Regions from separate parts of the Mus musculus genome. Here regions 2, 3 and 4 are each linked to region 1. Evidence: chromatin loops called from intact Hi-C (ENCODE). Cell type or tissue: left cerebral cortex. All regions are shown on one strand.

What was found. A loop is a pair of places that touch in the nucleus more often than their neighbours do. Peaks named below come from ENCODE experiments on the same cell type or tissue, not always from the same donor. Only the 100,000 strongest peaks of a DNase experiment are listed, where the experiment ranks them.
Region 2: a loop joins it to region 1, with 2.1 times the contacts of the local background. A loop is called at or near these places in 13 of 42 quality-filtered maps.
Region 3: a loop joins it to region 1, with 2.7 times the contacts of the local background. A loop is called at or near these places in 14 of 42 quality-filtered maps.
Region 4: it touches region 1 in a loop (6-fold over the local background); 3 of 42 quality-filtered maps call a loop at or near these places.

What each region holds. Positions count from the first base shown.
Region 1 is chr4:44,754,352-44,759,351 of GRCm38, forward strand. It overlaps Zcchc7 (zinc finger, CCHC domain containing 7), which reads left to right and starts at 2,208. Exons shown (of 9, transcript NM_138590.4): 1 at 2,208-2,341. In left cerebral cortex, CTCF peaks have their summits at 1,898 and 2,566; DNase peaks (open chromatin) are centred at 1,910, 2,238 and 2,749; H3K4me3 peaks cover 2,347 bases; H3K27ac peaks cover 1,375 bases.
Region 2 is chr4:44,892,253-44,897,252 of GRCm38, forward strand. Zcchc7 (zinc finger, CCHC domain containing 7) reads left to right here. Exons shown (of 9, transcript NM_138590.4): 3 at 1,281-1,318; 4 at 2,664-2,789; 5 at 3,567-3,737. Among named protein-coding and RNA genes, the nearest start is that of Gm12678, 49 kb to the right of the region's middle. In left cerebral cortex, no CTCF peak of the experiment used is centred here; no DNase peak of the experiment used is centred here.
Region 3 is chr4:44,907,263-44,912,262 of GRCm38, forward strand. It overlaps Zcchc7 (zinc finger, CCHC domain containing 7), which reads left to right. Exons shown (of 9, transcript NM_138590.4): 6 at 1,189-1,224. Among named protein-coding and RNA genes, the nearest start is that of Gm12678, 34 kb to the right of the region's middle. In left cerebral cortex, a CTCF peak has its summit at 2,973; a DNase peak (open chromatin) is centred at 3,000.
Region 4 is chr4:44,971,433-44,976,432 of GRCm38, forward strand. All of the region lies in intron 1 of Gm12679 (a long non-coding RNA gene), which reads right to left. Among named protein-coding and RNA genes, the nearest start is that of Gm12679, 4.7 kb to the right of the region's middle. In left cerebral cortex, a CTCF peak has its summit at 2,161 (motif pointing right); a DNase peak (open chromatin) is centred at 2,227; H3K4me3 peaks cover 397 bases.

The DNA of each region.
Region 1 (5,000 bases):
CTCAAGATTAAGCAGTATTCACTACTTCTGGCAGTTAGAAATCTGTTCATCTGAGTCGGTTTCTCCTTTTTTGTAAATAGAAATTAACACTAATAATAAAAATAATCACTGAGCACGGTGGCACACGCCTTTAGTCTCAGAAGCTCAGCAGGCAGATCTCTGAGTTCAAGGCCTGTATGGTCTGTATAGAGAGTTCCAGAACAGCCAGGACTACACAGTAAAGAGATCTTGTCTCAAACAACCAAACACACATAATAAAAAAAAGTTAGGTTTTTAAGGTTAGGTTAGGTTGCACCAACTTGCAATCCCAGTACTTGAGTTTAAGGCTGGACTAAGCTCTGTAGTAAAACCTAAAAAACTAGCAAAAGGGGCAGCAAAACAATATTGTTATGAATGGGGGTACCTGGTGGGTACTTAGCTCATGCCAAGGCATATTCCTGAGTAATTATGCCATGCAACAGATCTGGTATAAAAGAGGTTTCCTGGGGGAAGGGAGAGGACTGAGGACCTGGGACAGGGTAGGAAAGGGTATAGAGGCAGGCAGGGGCCACGAGGGCAAGAGGTAGGGGGACCTCTGAGGACAGACGGGGGAGAGGGAACTCTGAAAACAGAGAGGGGGGAGGGGAAAAAAGAAAAAGGAGAGGACATATGAGATTATGGAACACACAGAGAGCCGGGTGGCCAGCAGTCCTTTTATAGGTCCTCTAATCCCTTGCTCGGTCCCTGGGAGGAGTCTAGTGAAATCACCTGTAAGCTAACAATATACTAAGAGGAGTTATTATGGCCCTTGATTAAAAATTCAGTCTTTTAATACACACATACACACACACAAACACACACACAGCATTCCTTTGGCACATATTCCCTGAACTGTCCAAACATGTGACCTACTTCTATACCACTTTTTCTATCCCCCAAATAGGTTTTTCAATTTTGCCTTTTTATAGTGTCTTGTCCCTTTCTTTCCTAGCACATAACCATAATGCTAATCGAATTTTGTAATTATTTTCAAACTCCTAATACTGTAACAAGACCTTAAAATTCTTCTACTTTATCTGGACTTTCTAGAACAGCCTGACATTTTCCTGAAACTCTTCCCCCAACCCCCCTATAATTTAGTTTAAGTAAATATAAGCTTAGTTTTCTAATAACGTAGAAGGCTGACAGCTTGGCTCTAATATGTTCAATAAATGTTGGCAAAAAGATTTAAAATCAAACTCATCTATCAGGGATGTTGTCAGTACCTAATTCGGTATTTGTAAAGTTGCTTAGATGAACTTATGTTTGTTTGTGTTTGACTGTGACAAGGTCTTAAGTAGCTCAGGCTATCTTTGACTGCTCCACGTTGCTAAGGATGAACTTGAATTCCTTATTTTCCTTTTTCCACCTCCTCTGTACTAGGCTGCTTATGTGGTGGAACTTAAAAATGAACCCAGGGCCTTCTATGCGGTAAGCAAGCACTTTACCAACTGGGTTACACGTCCAACCTCATAATTAAAGTTTTTTTGTTTTTTTGTTTTTTCTTAAAGGTGTGACCAAGGGAACCAATGCTGGAGGCCGTGAACACCGTCTCCTAGTACCAGAAAGAACAGCATTTACTCCGTGTTGCAGGAGTGCAGCTCTTCACGGTTCACAAACAGTTAACAAGGCGGAAGCACCTCCGAGTGCACTTTACAACCTAAGGTGAGAAAAGCCGTGCGGTCACTATTCCCACTAGCGGAAAAACCAAAACCCAAACCAGACACTCTCAAAAATGCCTCTTCCCGCGCTGGCATTATCAAGGTCCCTCTCCGAAGTCACCTACTAACCCTAAATCCCCTACTAACTCTGACCTCCACCCGGAAAAGGGGCCGATTTGCTCTGCGCCACGTGTTACTACGAGGGCGTCACCCAGAGCTAGAAAAGAGACAGCCCCTGCCGACCGGACCAAGGTATCATGGGAATTGTAGTTTTCTTTCCAACACGGGAGTAAGTGAACTCGCACTTACTTTTGCCCTTCAAGTAGCTTCTATTTAGTATAACTCATAAGATAAAAATATGCACCATAATTTTTTCAGCCGAGATTTCTTTTCGAAAGGAAGGATGAAGAAAAAAAGAACAAAACCAAACACAAAGTTTATAGGCGGAGAAAACAAAGGGTTAATAAGCGTTACGCATGCGCTCGGAGGACTCGCGGGTTGGGCGGAAGGACAGCTCCCAAGAGCTCTGTTTTCCCCGGAAGTACCTTCTCCTCCCTGGAGTCCGCGCGGACGCGGCTTCCTTACCTCATTTGTCCTCGCCCCTCCCCGTTCCTCTACGCGTTTCGGTTCCTGGTTGGTGCTTCCTGGTCGCGGCCGCGGCAGTGAGTATGTGTGTGACGGACCCCGAGCTGTCCCGCGGCCGGGGGACCCCTTCCCCTCTCCGCCTCGCCCGCGGAGCTGTGGAACTAATGCGTGCCCCTCTCTGGCCTTCCCCTCCCGGTCCTTCGGGGCTCAGCGCAGTGCAGCGCAGCAAATGGCCTCTCAGCTCCGTGCCGCCCCACGCGGCTCAGTGACCGGGCTGGGGTTTGGCGGCCCGAGACCAGGGCTTGGGCAAGGCTGGGCGGCGATGGCCTTGACGGGCACGTCTTCTCTGTCGGCGTTACTCCACCGCCTCCCACGGTTCACCCGTCCTGGGGAGGTGGGCCAGTCCCGAAATGTGGAGGTCTCCCTTCGCTGAGGGGAACCTGGCCCTCAAGGATGCGTCCAGTCGGGGGCCACCTTAAGCTGGTGCTGTCAAGTAGCCGCTTCACGAGTAGACACAAAGAATCTGGGAACTATGCCCCATTCCTTATATAAAACCAGGGTATCCTAAGATGATCCTCTGCCCCCGCGCCCGCACACCCTAACAGCAGACAGTTGTAGTCAATTTTACTGTGGGGAAATCGAGGTTGGGAGTTGGCAGCCCCCAGTTCCAGCCATCACTGATTAGCTGCCGACGCTCAGAATACCTTTAGGTCGAGTTTACTGTGATTTCAAGTCTCAGGGTTGAATGAAGGAAACTTTTTTTTTTTTTTTTTTTTTTTTTTTTTGAGACAGGGTTTCTCTGTATAGTCTTGGCTGTCCTGGAACTCACTTTGTAGACCAGGCTGGCCTCGAACTCAGAAATTCGCCTACCTCTGCCTCCAGAGTGCTGGGATTAAAGGGGTGAGCCACCACGCCCGGCAGAAGGAAACTTTTAAGGGCCTTTTTTAGCCCATTGGATAATTTTTTTCCTGAGCCTGTTTTTCCCAAGTATAAAATCACCCTTAATTTAATGACTAGGCTCCCTTCAAAAGCTCTCGACTTGGTGTTGAACATTTAGACCTTAAATTGCAGCGTGTGTATTTAAGACGGTGTTGTGCTTTAGGGACAGTTAATTATTGTCATTTAGTCAGAGGATGGGGAATGATCTGAGGGAAGAATTGGAAGTGAAAATTGTATGAAAACTACACGATTAACAGTGCATGGGACAAATAGGAGAAGCACTGTTTCCAGCAGAGTCCAAAGAGTAGTTAGAAGTTAACATCAGTAAATTTAGCATGCATTTCTGACATGGAGACAAGCCCATTGTTTCTCTCTTTGATGGTCCCATTTGGATTCCTTACCTCCTTTGATTGGAAGTGACAGTAACATTTGAAAAAGGGGCAGACATTTTAACTTTTGTAATTGGTTTTGTTTCTGCCTTCACTGAATCTCAGTAGCACACTGAGATTCTTGTAAGTTATAAACCTAAGTGGAGAATAAACTATTAGTCATTTTATCCATTGACAACTGTGGATTTAAAAATTCAGCCCTCAAGGTGGGGTCCAGCCCCAGGTAGAACACTGGCTTAGCATGTCCAGGCCCCTGGATATAGTCCCCAGCACCATCAAATGAATAAGACCAAATTTGGGATTTAAATCTACCTCAGATGACCTATAGCACCCAGAAAGAAGCTCTAAGCTGGAAATACTTTGAAAGAAAATTAAGAGCAAAGCGTCTAGAATGACTAGTAGGTAATCTTTTAAGGGGGAATATTGGCTTTTAAGTCTTGGTAAATTCTGGAAACCTAATTAACCTTTGTTAGTTTAAAGAAATTCAATGACTGTCCCCCCCCCCCAAAAAAAAAAAACCACAGTGAGTGGTTTTATATTCTTTCTTTAGATAAGCTTCTTTTCCACTTCTGATATTTTAGATTTTAAAATGTGATCAGTCTTCTGAGTTGCTGTGCTTTGATAACATCTTTTGTTTATTTACTCTTTGGGGATGGGTTCTAGGGGTTAAGACAGGAACTTCTGACCAAATGCTAGGATTATTGTGTGTCCCTGTGCCCTACCACACAGAACTTTGATAAAGTTTAAGTACCAGTTAGGTTCTTAAATAGTAAATTTGTAAGTTTAAATGTCTACTACTCCTTTTAATTAAAATGTCTGTTTCAGGTTTGTATTCCCTGTGGAAAGTTAATGTATATGTCAGATAAATGTAGGTGTTTAGCCAGTACACATATAGCAGTATTTGTAGTGATGATTAGCTTAGATCAGGAACATGTAAATCATGCTAGCCGAGTTCTTAACCAAGTGTCCAGCCTTAGGGAGGCCTCCTTGTGTCTTTGGACCTGTTTCTTCAAATGTTTCTAAAGGGAGTTTTGTGAAAACAATCCAGCAGGTACTTTTTAGATGTAAATGTTTGTCAGAAACATGTGTTAGCTGGTTAAGTATGCTCAGTAAAAAGCTGAGAAAGCCTTCTGCGTCAAAAAGCGTGTGTGTGCACATGCAGATACACATGCAGATTCATACTCATCCTTGAGTATACTTTTTAAAAATTAAGTGAATTTGATTGAAATTAACGTTGTAACAAACCAAAACAGCTTGAGGCAAACCTTAACTTTGGCATATATGAGCTATATAAATATAAAAGCGTATGTTATGCCAGAACACAGTTTTCAAGTACAGAAGGAACAAAATCCTCTTAACTGCCATAGGGGTTAAATTGTTAAATTCATTTTTCTACCTTTCATGGGAA
Region 2 (5,000 bases), 140 kb after region 1:
GCTGATATTGAGATAAAGAATTTCTCTTCTACCAACTTAGGTGGAAATGAGATTGTGTGACTTTCCACCACTGGACAGAATAAGTGAAGACAAGATGCAGTCAGTTGACACTGCTGGGAGGACTCATTAATGAGCAACTTGTTGAAGAGTTTAGATAGATAGTGGTCACAGTTTATACACCAACTTCACACAATAGCCAGGTTCAGAGAATCAAAAGACAAGATTCTGAGGCTTGTTTATAAAATATTTTGGAATGTCCCAGTGTCTAGGGTCTAGAAAAATAAAAAGGGTTGGGATCATTGAAACATCTCCTCTCTAAGTAAAGTTCTGCTTGGTCAGGTAGGAAATTGACATAAATTTATTTCTACATCTGCTGTTGAGCCCTTTGCTTATTTTTTCTGTATTTGTATTTGAGCTTGGTATACAAAGCCATTTTTCACAAATCTCATTTGATTCTTACAAAAGATTTTAGGTAGGCAGGGCAAATACTATAAATACTATTATCCCTATTTTACAGGCAAAAAATATGAGGCACAGGGTGAATAATTATTTGTTGAGAGTCACACAACTGATATGAGTGCTTTTAAGCAAAGTGTTGCATAGATGGCTCAGGTGGGTGAGAGCAGTTGTTGCACCAGCTAGGACCTGAGTTGGGATCCCCAGCACCCATGTATAAAGTAGGCATGGGCACACATGTACCTGTAACCTTAGCTTTGTGCTAAGCAGAGGCAAAGTTCACTGCCAGTGAGAGAGGCTGTCACAAAGGAATAAGGTAGAGTGCTGGCGAGTAGGATACTGATATACTCCCTGCCCTCATAGATATCCTCTCACATGTGCAGCTGCACATACAGACACACACAAAACCAGTGGTATTAGTGCTTTGTTTGGCATACTTAAAGCCTACTACCACAAAAAAATAATAAAGAATTTTAGGGCTAGAAAGAAGGCTCATCAGTTATGAACACTTGCTGCCCTTGCAGAGGTTCAAAGTTCATTTCCCGGGACCCACATGGAGAGAGTCCAGGTTCAGGGAGATCTGACACCCTCTTCTGGCATCCATAGGCACATATACTCATATGCATAGACACACAATTTTAAATAAATAAAAAGTCTGAAAAATAGTATTTTTCACTTACATGAGAATTTTAGATGTTTAACCCTTTTCATTTATACCTTCTCTTAAACTTCTCATTTATACCAGTTTGAATACTAACACATTTGAAGTCCCATTGTCTGTGTGTGACTTAAGGCACTAAAAGTAAATTTGTTTTATTTTCTAGATGATGTAAATTGGTTCATCAGTGACAAAGACATCGAGGTAAGATCAATTTTTTTAAGCTAATATTGTCCTTTGATCTACATATTTCCATTTGTTATTTTCCATAATTTGGGGGGGGGTATAAACTTTTTTAAAAAGATGTAGTCCCATAACTTAGAAGAGAAAGTTTGGTTTTAGTATGTATGTAATTTAACTTTTCAGAAATGTAACTCAACTTTGATTTTTGTCAGATGATAAGTAGCTATAAATCACCCTTCTGTTTATATTTCTTCTCTGCCTTAATGATTCCTGTTAGCCCCTATGGTCTAGTACTACTAAGATCAACACCGGAAATAACTGTTTCTTCAGTGTAAGGAAATGGTCAGTCTATATTTAGAACATGGCAGGTGCTTGTGTCAATTATTAGCCTTATTGTAACAAATACTTAAAAATAAAAAAAATTAAAAGGTTGTTTTCAACTTGATAGTCAAGTTTTAAGATATTACTAGATTGGAGATAGTTGACAACCAATTCAGGAGAATAACAGGTAAAAAAAAAATGAAGCTTTTTCAAAAATGGAATTTATTTTATTTATTTATGTATGTATTTTTCTCTTTTTGAGACAGGGTCTCCTACATAGCCTAGGCTGTCCTTGAACTCGAGATCCTCCTGCCCCTACCTCCCAAGTGTTGGGATTATAGGCATGAACCACCATGCCTGACTTTAAAGACGGAATTCTGCCAAACAAGATAAGCGCATGGTTGGGATTTCGTATTCCTCTTTAGGTATTTCATATGATGTACTTTGCTCATGTTCTTTCATATATAGTAGAATTTGACTAGAATAAGAGACAACTAGAATTGGGTCACTATGTGGCTGATAGTGGAAGAATATTGTCTCATATTCTTAGAAGTTGTCATTAGTTTTATAGGCAATAGAGGTAGCCCTGTGCTTTTCAAAAAAAGGTTATATTTGGTAGTTATATAGTTTTGTAATGTTTTAAAGCACAAAATCATAAAAATACCATTCCCTAACTAAAACTTTAAGCAAGCCTCTCATTCAGAACTAAATGGTGTATGTTTAGATGTAGAAGTTAGCAGCAGCTGAATGTAGCATAGCCATATTCCTGCTAGACCTGATCCCTAATCGAATCTGGCAAGTGGGGGCAGTCACGTGGGCAAGAGCCAAAGAAATAGCGCTATCCCTGCGCTCACCTCTCGGGGCTGGAGTCTGCTTCTGGGTGTTAGGTTGAACAGAGGTGTCTGTTCCTTCTTTTGTTGTACCAAAGTATTAAAGCTGACTTAAAATTTAATGTTTCTCACTCAGTAGTTTTAAGAGGAAGAATAGGTAGGTTTCCTTAAACTGAAATAATTTTAATTCTTAATTTTTTTCCTTCTACTCTTAGGCCAAGATAGATAATAACAGATCATCTGGAAGGTGGAACAACCGATACTATTCAGTCAACAAAAATGTCACCTGTAGAAATTGTGATAAACGTGGCCATTTGTCAAAAAACTGCCCCTTACCACAAGTACGTGAGATGCATGATGCTTCTTCCTGTGTTAAAGGCCTCGAGCCCTGGCTCCTAGACTCAGCTCTGGCTGAACTCAGCATGTTGGATTACAGGGAGCTCATGAGCATGGCATGGGTGTAGTGTCTGCAACCCTGGGCTCCATTTCAGCTTTCCCATTATGAGCTTAGTGGTGGCAGATACGTCATACTCTGTGCCTAGATTTTCTTGTCCACAAGATGAGAAGACTGAGTGAAAGGATTTCCTTTTAAAACTTTGTCCTCTGTAGACAGCACATTTCATTGTGCAATAATTCTCACTATTAGAGATTTGTACTTCTTTTTGTCTATATGTGTGTAGTAATGGCAAAGCAAGCATATTTATTTGAGTTCTGCGTTATGGTATGTAGTGGCTCTGGACACACAGTCCTTTCATTACCTAATGCCTCCTAAAGCAGCTCGTGGTAGGCATACAACTGCTTCTCTGTCTGTTCCTCCTGTGGCTTGATATCCAGACACACTCATCCTATTATCCTAGATATTTCTACTTTATGACTGAATAAGTAGAAATATAAGATAAGCTAAGGCATATGTCCAGACTTTGTGGCAACAACATACTGATAGCTGCGTTCGATCTCTGAGTTCGGACATTTGGCTGATTTTATAATTCTGCTCAAGGTTGGACCTTCCCTGAGTTTCAAGTTAGAAATAACTTGATATAGGAAAGAAAAACCAATGTTCTACCATTTGAGACCGATATGTTTTTGCTAAAGAGAGTTTGTGTTTGTCTGCCATATAGAAAGTCCGGGCCTGCTGCCTCTGCTCAGAGAGAGGACATCTCCAGTATGGCTGTCCAGCCCGTTACTGCTTAGACTGCTCTTTGCCCATGTCTTCCAACCACAGATGTTTTGAAAGATTGTCCTGGAGAAAACGATGTGACCGATGTGATATGATAGGCCACCATGCTGACGTAAGTATTTTTAATGAACTAATTTGTCAAGACTTTGGACAGTGTAGCAGTTCATAACCATCAGCCATCCTACTTGAAAGAATGTCTGTTGGTAGGTTTGTTTGTTGTTTTCTTGAAATAGGATTTCTCTGTGTAGCTCTGGCTGTCCTTGTTCTGTGAAACAGGCTGGCCTCAAACTCAGAGATACAAATGTCTCTACCTCCTGCATGCTGGGATACAAGGTGTGCACTACCACAGCTGGCTTTAGAAGAATGTACACTTGATGTTTTGTACAGATGTGCATATGAAAACTGATCTGAAATTCTTGTTGGTGATTTTACTAGTGGTAAAATAGTCTGTGACAATAAGTACATGCTTCCCGGTACTTTAAATATGCCTGCTTTCTTAGTTAGGTCTTGTTATAGATTTCAAAAGTAACTTAGGCATTGTAGTGTGGCCTCTAATTCCAGCACCTCGGAGTCCTAATCCAAAGGGATTTCAAGTTTTGAAACCAATTAAACTCTGTCTCAAAAAGTATGTATTTGTTAATATTAAGAAAGTACAAGAAATTTAGAAAACACTTCAGTTACTTAAAACAAAATCAGAACGGTGCATTGGACCTGCCCCTCCTGTTGTAACTCTGTGTGGGGTTGAAGGGTTATCAGTTCTAACCACAGTGTCAAAGCCCAGGAAGGCTAATGGCTTTGATAAGGAATGTGGAGCTTCCTACAGTCAATTTACTCCTTTTATGGAAGGTTCTAGAACCTTGTCGAATTTGAGAATTTTAACATTTTATAAGTTTAAAAATCAAATGGGAGCCAGCAAGATGGGTCAGTGGATAAAATCACTTGCACACCAAACCTGATTCATAGGTTGGATCCCCAGAACTTACATGGCAGAAAAGGAGAACAGACTCTCATAGGTTGTCTTCTGATCTCCATACCACAGCATGCACTCATATTCACACTGAATAAATATTTTTTAAGATTTAAATAGATCACCAAAGTTTCTCTTCCCATGGCCATCCTTGAACGTCTGCTTTGCCAGAACCAGATACGTACGTGCAAAGAAAGTTCATAATAAAAACTGATGAGTTGTGTTCAGACTCTTGCTATATTTGAAATACCTCAATAGTTACCAACAATGTAAAAACCATTTGACTGAAATCCCTGTTTTATAATGTGAAGGACAGATAGAGTATAAGACCTAAGTCAGCCTGCACCAGTGGTTATGGCCCTCCAAATGATGAGACTGTGTGAAGAGTAAGAAAAGATTTCCCATCCT
Region 3 (5,000 bases), 150 kb after region 1:
TTGCTATCTCTATAGTAATTGAACTCAAATTATATGTACATAGCAAAAGTTTTATGCCAGAAGGCAGGAAGTGAGTACTTGAAGATATATCGTACATTAAGTTTTGTATGTAAGTATGTTTGAGTGTGTCATCCTTAACCTGAGAACCAAAAAAGCTACTTTTAATTTTATAAAAGTATTTTTCTTTCAGTTAGCATTACTAGTAGAGAAATCATTGACTTAAGTAATGGGTTTTCCAGATACTACATATTTGATGAATATGCCGCTAGAACTGGGAGGAAGACCACTGGACATTTTAATTTACATGCTTTCCTATAGAAAATTGCACAGGCTAGTTAAGCCTAAAGTATATAATGTGTGCTTTTTCACCTGAGTTATATATCTTTGTTCTAACTACATATGTGGTATTTTCAGTAGAGATTTTGCTGTGCATAGTTACTGTTAAAACATTCTTCTTCTGTAAGGATGGTTAACTGATGAGCGAAACAGTGCTGCTAGAGACAGTTTCCTCTGGGAGAGATCAGTGTGTGACTCAGGAAAAGGGTCTCTTGCTGGTGTCTGTTCCTGGTGCTGAGGATTTTTGTTATCTATTCTGATTTCAGTAAGTTCATCTTGAACAGATTTTTTGAGGTTTCATTGTTTTGTTTTTAGATTATTTCTCGATAAATATGAACATGTAAAATTTTGATGTATAAGAGAAAGGCTATAGATTTTAGGGATTTTGCTTTCTTTGGTTTGGCTTGGCTTTCCTTTTTTATTCTCTTTTTCATTAAGTTTTAAGTTAGCACCAACAGACATTACAGATAAGTACACTGCACAGTTAAAGCATCTTAAAAGTGGTGCTCTTTTAAAAGACACTCTAGGTTAGTCTTACAGATCTAGACCACTGCTCTTGATTTACCAGTTTAACTGAGTTACGGCCCAGCATCATACCAAACTTCTAACCTGTGAAGAAAGAGAGGAAAACTTTGTAACTGGCTTCCTGACAATGGCAGGGAGTGTGTTAAAGCAGTGTAAAATTCAATTAAACCGTCTAGCCAGGTTTTTGAAGCTGAAATGCAGACCCTTTCTGTTAAGCTTCTTATTTTCCTGTGACCGACACCGGTGGATGCTGGGTTATGCCAAAACCAACAGGCTGTAAAGTACCTTGTTTCATGCTCCCAGCTGATCAATATTTTTATTTTCCAGGCTTGCCCAGAAATCTGGAGGCAGTATCACCTAACGGTGAGTAAAAACACCTTTTTATTTTCCCCAAGACCCAGCCTATTTACCCTTCTCTGAACTGCTGACCATAAAATATAGACAAGCATCTTCTGCAGCAAGATAATAAACATCTGGAGAGTTTGTACTGAGAAAGCAATAATGCACCTCTCCCTTTCTCCTGCCCACTGCCTGCTCTTTATTTTCCTGTTTTTAAAAGATTTCAGCTGATTTTTATTACTCATGTCATTAAATGATTCTATCATAATACCCTCAGGCTTAGATTATATTCACTAAATTAAAGGGGGAAAGTATTTTAGAGGCTATAAAACTGCGTCTTTAGAACACTGTGTTACCACAGTCCATAAGCATACAGCCCACAATATCATCCATTATCACTTTCTGCTTTTGCTGAAATACATTCTTAACTGCAGCTAGAAAAAGCTTAGTGTACCTTTCATATAGGACAATTCAACTCTCCTATCCTTAAAAGTCTATACTTGTTTGAATTATAGACATATATATTTAATAGTCAATTTCTGATTTATTATTCAATTCTGATTTATTATGATTTTAGTCTTACTGAAAGCAGAAAATAACTATTGATGTATAATCCGTTTGATTAATTCTCAATATAAAGTCAGCTCACTTTGACTTTCCAGTTTAAATAATGTCAGTAATTCAATATTGTCTTACTATTTAATACATTTTTGATGTATTAAATAGTACTGAGAGACCATTTCTTTTAATTATACAGTTATATAGCACAATATAATTAATAGTTGTTGAAGTTTAGTATATAAAAGATTTTGTATGATACAGTTCAGAAAAGAGAAAAGGCAGTTTTTTTAAAACATATCTTTATACTGCTTTCCTCTTACAGAGATATAAAGTGAGCCAACAGGCAGACTCATCTACCATTGTCTGCCCGGGCCACAGTGCAAGGGATAGTAGTATATCTGCAGGGTTATCTAAAACTTTAGTGTTATATTAAATAAAAGTCATATACATGTCTATATATTATATACATATATGTGACAAATGCAGTCAGTGGATTATATTTTGGCATTGTAGCAGCTCTTTGGTAACATAATAATGGTAAAGCCCTTATAGCCTAAACCTGATAAGAACAGAATTATTCTTGTATCTCTCAAGGTCTCAGAGTCTCTGTATAGTGGTGTGGCAGTACTCGTTACTTTTATTAAGTAATACCATCATACATTTGACTTTGTAGCTCTTTTAGCTTTTCCACTAATTTAAAGAATTTTTATGTGACTGTTATTGAATGATAAAAATTAGCTTCAAATGTAACAGAAGGTTAAAAGGTTTGTTGAGTATTTTTTTAGCTTTTCAGAAACAAATTATAAAAAGAATAGAGATCTTTAAAAATGAAAACAAAATAAATTCATCTTTATTAGAATATAATATATTCTATCTGTAAGAATAACAAATTCAATTTGAAGTTTTCTTTATATGGAAACCTGGTTGATTTTCTTTCAGAAAATGTTGAAGTAATCATTGTAATTCACAACTATCAGGTTTTAATTAACAGTGAGTTATTATGCAAGAATAACTACAACAATAGTATGCTTATAAATGTGTAAATACTTTTATCAATCCATCTAAAATATAATCATTTTCCAATTATTTAAATTGCCTTATCAGTATATGGACAATATTTGAATGCCTGTAATTAAGCAGTATTAAATATTGAGTGAAAGCACACTGCATGCTGATTTTAGCCATCTTCAGCCCTTTTACTAGGCGATGGACTGCCATCTATTGACTCAGAGTAGCCCTCACATGTGAACAGTGGCATCAGTCACAGCAGTGGCCACAGAAGGAAGGAAGTTTGAATTGCCTCTTATGTACTCATTTCAACCAGCCTGCTTAAGGCTGTAAAGGTCGAGAGATCATTGTGATACATTCACTTCTCCTCTGACCACAAAGTATCTATTTCTAACTCCAAAGGCACTGGACTTTGGGGTTACATTTCTTTTAGAACTTGTGTTTGGAACTGTTGACATTTGAGTGCTTTTCACTTGCTGTGCCTGATTCCCAACTGATAAGATCTGGAGGATCATTTCCAGAACAAGTACACTTTAAGCAGCTACAAAATCGGGTCTAGGAAGCCTCTCTCTTATAAACATGCAAGAAAGATGAAGATAAGTAACATAGACTTAGGAATTTTCAATTTTTCCTTACAATATTGTGAAATAAGATTTCAAAAGAGAAGTTTTCATTATTTTCGGTAATATCAATGGTAAAATGAGGTTTCTAATAGATTATATCTAAATAAAGAGCTTTTAAACAAACTTGACTTGAATGCATTAATAAAAGGCAAATCCATCATTTCAAAAGACACACAGTGATACTGAGACTCTAAAGCACACCCCCAGCACAGCATGTGGCTCTACTGCTTTTCTTTATCCATTTCGATGACTAATTTAAAAAAAAAAATGTACCTTTTGATGTCTTTGTTGATCTGGAGACATATGTGAGAGAATTTATTTAAAAATTACCTATACTTCCTTTTAAAAAAAAGAAAAAGCAAGCCTTTTGATATCTTTGCTGATCTGGAGACAAACATGAGGCGGGAAAATTAACAATTATGTAGTTTCCTCCAATAGCTAACACTTTTACTTCCTCAAAAAGTTAAAGTTTTTACATGTCTTAATCATATAACCCTATTCTTTACATTGTAACTTCTGCTTTCAGATTTTTAGCAAAGCCTTGTCTTTTTCTTCATTCACATAGTTCCTTGTAGATTATTTCCCTATGAAAAAAGAAAGTCCTTTCTCCATCTCTTCCTTTCTTATGTTATAGCAAAAACACTAGGCTAATATGGCACCCACAGAGTTATATAGCCCATAGTATTTTTCTCTGATAGAAACTATAATTTAACATGCATTAGACATTCTTATCGTGTTTACTTAAAAAGTAATCAGAAAATTGCAATTCAAAAGCTGTATATATTAAGAACCAAAAAGGTTAATGCATCTTTTATGTTTAATTTTGTGCTTGTTTTTTAATGTATTTAAAATGCATTACAACCTTACTACTTCTTAGTTTAACTAAAAATTTCAGAATATGGAAGAGGATATAATTTTTATATGAGGTTAAGTTTTGGAATGCTTAGAATTTATACTTCAAAAATGGAAATTTTTATTAACTAGGGAAGAGAAGAAAAATACATTTCCTTGTCTTCCTTTCTGGTCAGTGTTGACTAGCAGTCAAGAGTACAACCCTGAACCCGCTGAATGGCGGAGTCTTCCAGACTGCAGTTCAAGTGCTCCATTCGTTTTCCCGGTCCACATTCTCTCCTTACCTGGGAACATCAGCCTACAAGTATACTGCTGAGTTTTCACAGAATGATTTTTACAGCAAATCAGAATTTTATCATCTAAAAAATTCTATGCTTTTTGCCACAGAATGGTGCCCCAAATATCAGCAGACTAAAGCTAACTTCAGAACTACTGTTTGACAGTCCAGAAGAAGAGAACAGGAGATAGGTGCTAAAGCTACAGCCATTCAAATATCTTTTACCTTGGGATTGAGGTGTAAGGCAGGGTAAATATAACATCCCATGCTTTTCTTTAAAAAAAAAAAAAAAAGTTTTTTAAAGTCACCAACAATGGAGACATTTTTCTATTCACGTTTTTCAAAAAAAGAAACTTCCTTTTAATGTGTTCCGAGCATGTGTTTGGAGTCTTGGGTGGCTTTGTCAGCTCCCCAAGCAGACCTGCCAAACGTGCGAGCACCATCCACATGCTGCTCACCTGAGGAGTCCTCATCTTTCC
Region 4 (5,000 bases), 220 kb after region 1:
GCGTTGGGGATAAATGACCCCTGTGGGCTAACTCTGGTCACCTGTAGATTACCGTAGTAAAAGTGGATCATGCTCAGAAAAAAAAAAAATCTAACAACCACTTTGGGATACATGAGAAAGAGATGATGTTGACATTTCAGCAGTCACTATATAAAGTTTTATTGGCACTCATCTGCATTATCTGAGGCAGCCTTTGTGCTTGTCACCACAGTGCTGAGGAGTTACAACAGAGACCACAGGCCTGAAAGCTGAAGACATTTACTATCCAGCCCTTTGAAGAGGAGGTGGGCTGGCCTCTGCCACATCAGCTTCATGCTTCAGGAAGAAGCAAGGTCCTAACAGAAGCAGTGTCTTGTCCAAAGCCCACAAGGAACCCTGAGTTCTGTGGCCAGTCTCAGGATTAAGTTGCTCTCCATCTTTTCTGCGTCTGGAGAGAGCATTGTTGAAAGGTTAGTGGCCCCCAAGATTTGTAGTGATGGCCATAGCCTGTAATCCCAGCACTCCAGAGGTAACAGCGGGAGGATTGCCATGAATTCAACAGCAGTCAGATCTATACAGTGAGTTCCTATCTGGACAGGACAACATAGTAAAACCCTGACTCAAAATGATGGTGGTGATGGTGGTGGTGGTGGTGATAATGATGAAACATTTGTGGGATAATCTTAAATCTTGCTGTGCATAGTGATCTCAGCTCTCATGGGGATAATGTAGGAAAATCGAGATTTTTGAGACCAGCCTGGGCTAGGGAAAATAGAACCTGCCTCAGAAATAAAATACATAAAAAGAAAAACACGCCAGACAACAGCTGTACAGACCTGTAATCAAGTACTTGGTGGGCAGAGGCAGGAGGATCATGAGTTCAAGGCCATCTTTGGCTGCACAGTAAGTTTGAGACCTGTCTAGGTACATGAGACCCTTTCGTAAAAAAATAAAAGCCGCCACTACCATAGCAACAAGAACTCATTTTAAGTTCTACTTCACATAAAGCTAATTTTGATCACAGAATATGATGTGGGCTTTTCTGCTAACGTGTGTAATAAGGGATATTCATGCAGGTGGTTAATGTTAACTGTAGTGGCATGTTGGGATAATGTTAATTGTGTTAACCATTTGTTGAACAAACAACTAGCTGTCTATAGTTACTGTTCTAATGCTAATAAGAGACACTATGACCAAGGCAATTTATGAGAGGAAACATTTAATTGGGGGGTTGCTTATACTTTCTGAGGGTTACTCCATTATCATCACAGTGGGAGAGAGAGAGAGAGAGACTGAAACTGGGATGCTGAAACCTCAAAGCCCACACCCAGTGACACACCTCCTCTAACAAGGCCACACCTCCTAATCCTTCCCAAACAGTTCATCAGCTGGGGACCTAGCATTCAAATATCTGAGGCTATGGGGCCATTCTCATTCAAACCTCCACAGTATGCATGAGGGACATTCATTCAGGTAGTAAATGTTAGTTAACTGAAACAGCACATTAGGATACATTAGGACAATGTATCCTTTTGCTAACCATGTATTGTATAAAGTTGGGAAGTACATAACTCTATATCTGAGATTTGACCTTTTGATGAGTTTACAGGTACCTGTGCAAGCCTAGTATTGAAATGCATCTTCGAGTTGTCTCCTCCTGTAGCCCCTCCCCTGGCTGGGAAAGCAGACCATACTCTGAGCTGAGCCCGTGGGTGTGGGTGCTTGGTCCACCAGGTGTCTCTAGGCAAAAGGCTCAGCTCGGCTACTCTATGCCTGAGTGTGCTGGGCAAGTGCTGGGAGAAAGCCAGGTGACAGGGATAACTTTGGGGTCTTGCAATGGGTCAAAGGCTGGACAGAGCTGAGGACAGTAGGGAACGGAGTGACACAGGACTCTGAGACAGCTGCTGGGGAGTCTAGGAGGGCTTTCAGGTTAGTACAAGCCTGCAAGCCTCCAGATTCCAGAAGTGGAGGGTGGAGCCCAGTCCGAGGATCTAACAGAAGCTAGGTGATTAGAAAAAGTCGCCAAGGACCGAGCAGGATCTGGGTTCAAATCCCTCCGCACCTCCAACAAAAGTCAGAGAGACCCAGGGCTTGCCTGCAGGGGAGGGGTTGCAGGGACTTGTGTCACAAAAGTGAGGATGAACACCAGGAGGCGGCAGAGCCCAACAAGGCTAGGAACATGCCACGGATGTATTTCGTCCCCTGGCCAGCAGGGTGCGGTGTAAGCTAATCCCACTGTGCCTCCGGCTCCTGAAGATCTGGTCCAGGACTTGGCACCTGCCGCCCACGAAGAGATCTCAGTGATTTCTCCCAACTAGACAGAAGGGCTGTGCCAGATGTCACCCAGCCAGTCTGTGGCCCCAATGTTTTGAGCAGCCAACTTCTCACGATGCCCCAGCAATGACAACAAGCTGCAAAATCTGCCTGTTTCCACAGAGCAACACCCCCACGCTCGCACATATCCCACCACGTTATCTGTAAATCCGGTCGTGGCATCGCTAGAATGACAGACTTCTCGTCTGCCTCTCACCTGCACAGTCAGGAGCCTGGGTCTACTCAGGCCTCGGGTTTGCATCTGAGTCTGGCACTGGCCAGGTTTGTTCTCCCAGAAAGAGCCCACTGTCAGCACAATACACTCTCTGTGGCTAGAGGACCGAGGCCCCGCAGTAGAGGTCCCAGCAGCGCCCTTCCATGGCTCTCCCCACCACACAGAGGGTCACTTCCTCACAGTCGACAGGAGGGCTTCTGAAGGTGATGTAATAGGGTGGACTTGCTGGAGATAAACAACCCCGCGGCCTCTAGATGCCCACCCATCATAGGCACAAGTGAGAGGGTGTGCGGGCTTTCATCCCGAGGCCACCCTGGAATCGCACCTCCCCACTCAGACTCCATGGACCTGTCATGCCCCTGTTGTCCAGCCTATGGCTGCAAGACGGCTCCTCCTGCCTCAACTAACAGCCACTTGCCCCGTGTTTCTGACTTTAAAACTCCCCGAGGAACCACACGAGGCCCTAGAAGACTGACTCCTAACCTCTGCCTCAGCGATTTCTGATTTCTTTCTGCCCCTCCTCTTTGTTGTCCAACCTCAAGGCTGGCTGGGCGGTGACCAAGCCTGGGTGTTCCTTAGCCCTTCCATCACAGACAAATCCGGTCCTTTGGCAAGCTTGATACTATGTTGCTTGCCAAAGACGGTGGCCAAGAGGTTTTTGAACTCAAGAAACTCATGGCCCAGTGTGGGGTACAGGAACCCCCAACCTCAGGCATCTTAGAGGTCTGTGGGCACTGAGAAGGGACCTTCAATTCAATATGGCTTTCCACAGGAGGCTGCTTCTGAAAAAAAAAAAAAAAAAAAAAAAAAAAAAAAAACCAGGGATTTACTGTGAAGGGAGAAGGTGTTCACAGCATTTAACATTTCTTCCATAGGGACTTACTGTACTTGAGATTAAAATGAATGTTAAGCTGGATATGATAGTGCAGGCCTGTAATTCTAACATGCCAGGGGGGGTGCATTTGGATCAGCCTGGGGTACATAGCAAAACTCTGATGTCAATAAAATGTATTTTATAGCTTAAAATGCTAGTGGGCTAAGCAGACATGAGTAAAGTCCGGTCCAACAAACAGAGGGAACGCAAGCAGAGTTTGGAATTTAGCCTGCAGAGGACAGATTACCTTTTTTTTTTTTTTTTTCTATTATATGTAAGTACACTGTAGCTGTCTTCAGACACTCCAGAAGAGGGCATCAGATCTCATTACGGATGGTTGTGAGCCACCATGTGGTTGCTGGGATTTGAACTCAGGACCTTTGGAAGAGCAGTCGGCGCTCCTAACTGCTGAGCCATCTCACCAGCCCCGACAGATTACTCAATTAGTAATCTTGATATATTCAGTATAATACAAGTGTACAATAACTTACCTGGTGTGGTACCAACACCTATGACAGACTGGGAGCTTTGCAGAAAGGAACCTAACATTTAGAAATAGACCACAGGGTATGTGGATTCAGTGTTTAATGGTGGCAAACTTTCATTATGTCTTTATTTAGAGACAGGGTACCAAGTAACCCAGGCTGGCCTCTAATTTACTAAAACTTCCTTGAGGCTCCATCTCCACGGTGCTGAACTTGCCAGCATGTACCACCACACCTGGTTTATAAATTCTGGGGATTATATCTGGGGCTGTCTGAATGCCAGGCAAGCATTCTACCTGTCCAGCTACATCTCCATCTCCAAATTTTTAAATAGAAAAAAAGCATTATTTCATAATAAATGCTAGTGGGCTAAGCAGACATGAGTAAAATCAGGTCCAACAAACAGGTTAAACATCTGATATCTGTCTGAAAAAAATACATATAACAAAATTTCAAAACTCCAGAGCCATAAAAGTTGATGGGGGAAAGCAAAGGTGTCTGTTAGTTTGAGGCCTGCCTGGTCCATATTGTTCTACACCAACCAGACTTACACAGCCAGTGCTGTATCAGAAAACAACAGCAGCAACAGCAGCAGCAACAACATAAATAACTCACAAAAGTTCCAGAGGAAGAAAGTATGAGATTTGTTTTTTAAAAACTAAACTCAGTTTGGTGGCGGGGGTTGGGGGGGGGGAGCACACTTTAAATCCCAGCTCTTGGGAGGCAGAGGTAGTCAGATCTCTGTGAGTTCAACAACAGCCTGGTCTACAGAGTGAGTTCCAAGAAAGCCAGGACTACACAGAGAAACCCTGTTTTGAAAAACAAAACAAACAAACAAACAAACAACAACAAAAACTGTATTGTCTGTCTTGGGAGTGCAATGGCAGTGTTGGCACGTGCCCTGGGTCTCTGACCCTCTGCCATCAGAAGAGAGTCCTATAGCTGGGCATGCTGAGAGCTGGACACTGGCCTGGTAGTTTCCAGGCTCAAGCCTCAGAAATGGAAAGCTTCTATTTCCAGTCTCTCAACACAGCCCATGCTCAGAACCCAGTCTCTGAGCCCTATGGACGTCCAAGTTGGCAGAGTGTGGTCCTGTGTAAACGCTGATACAACA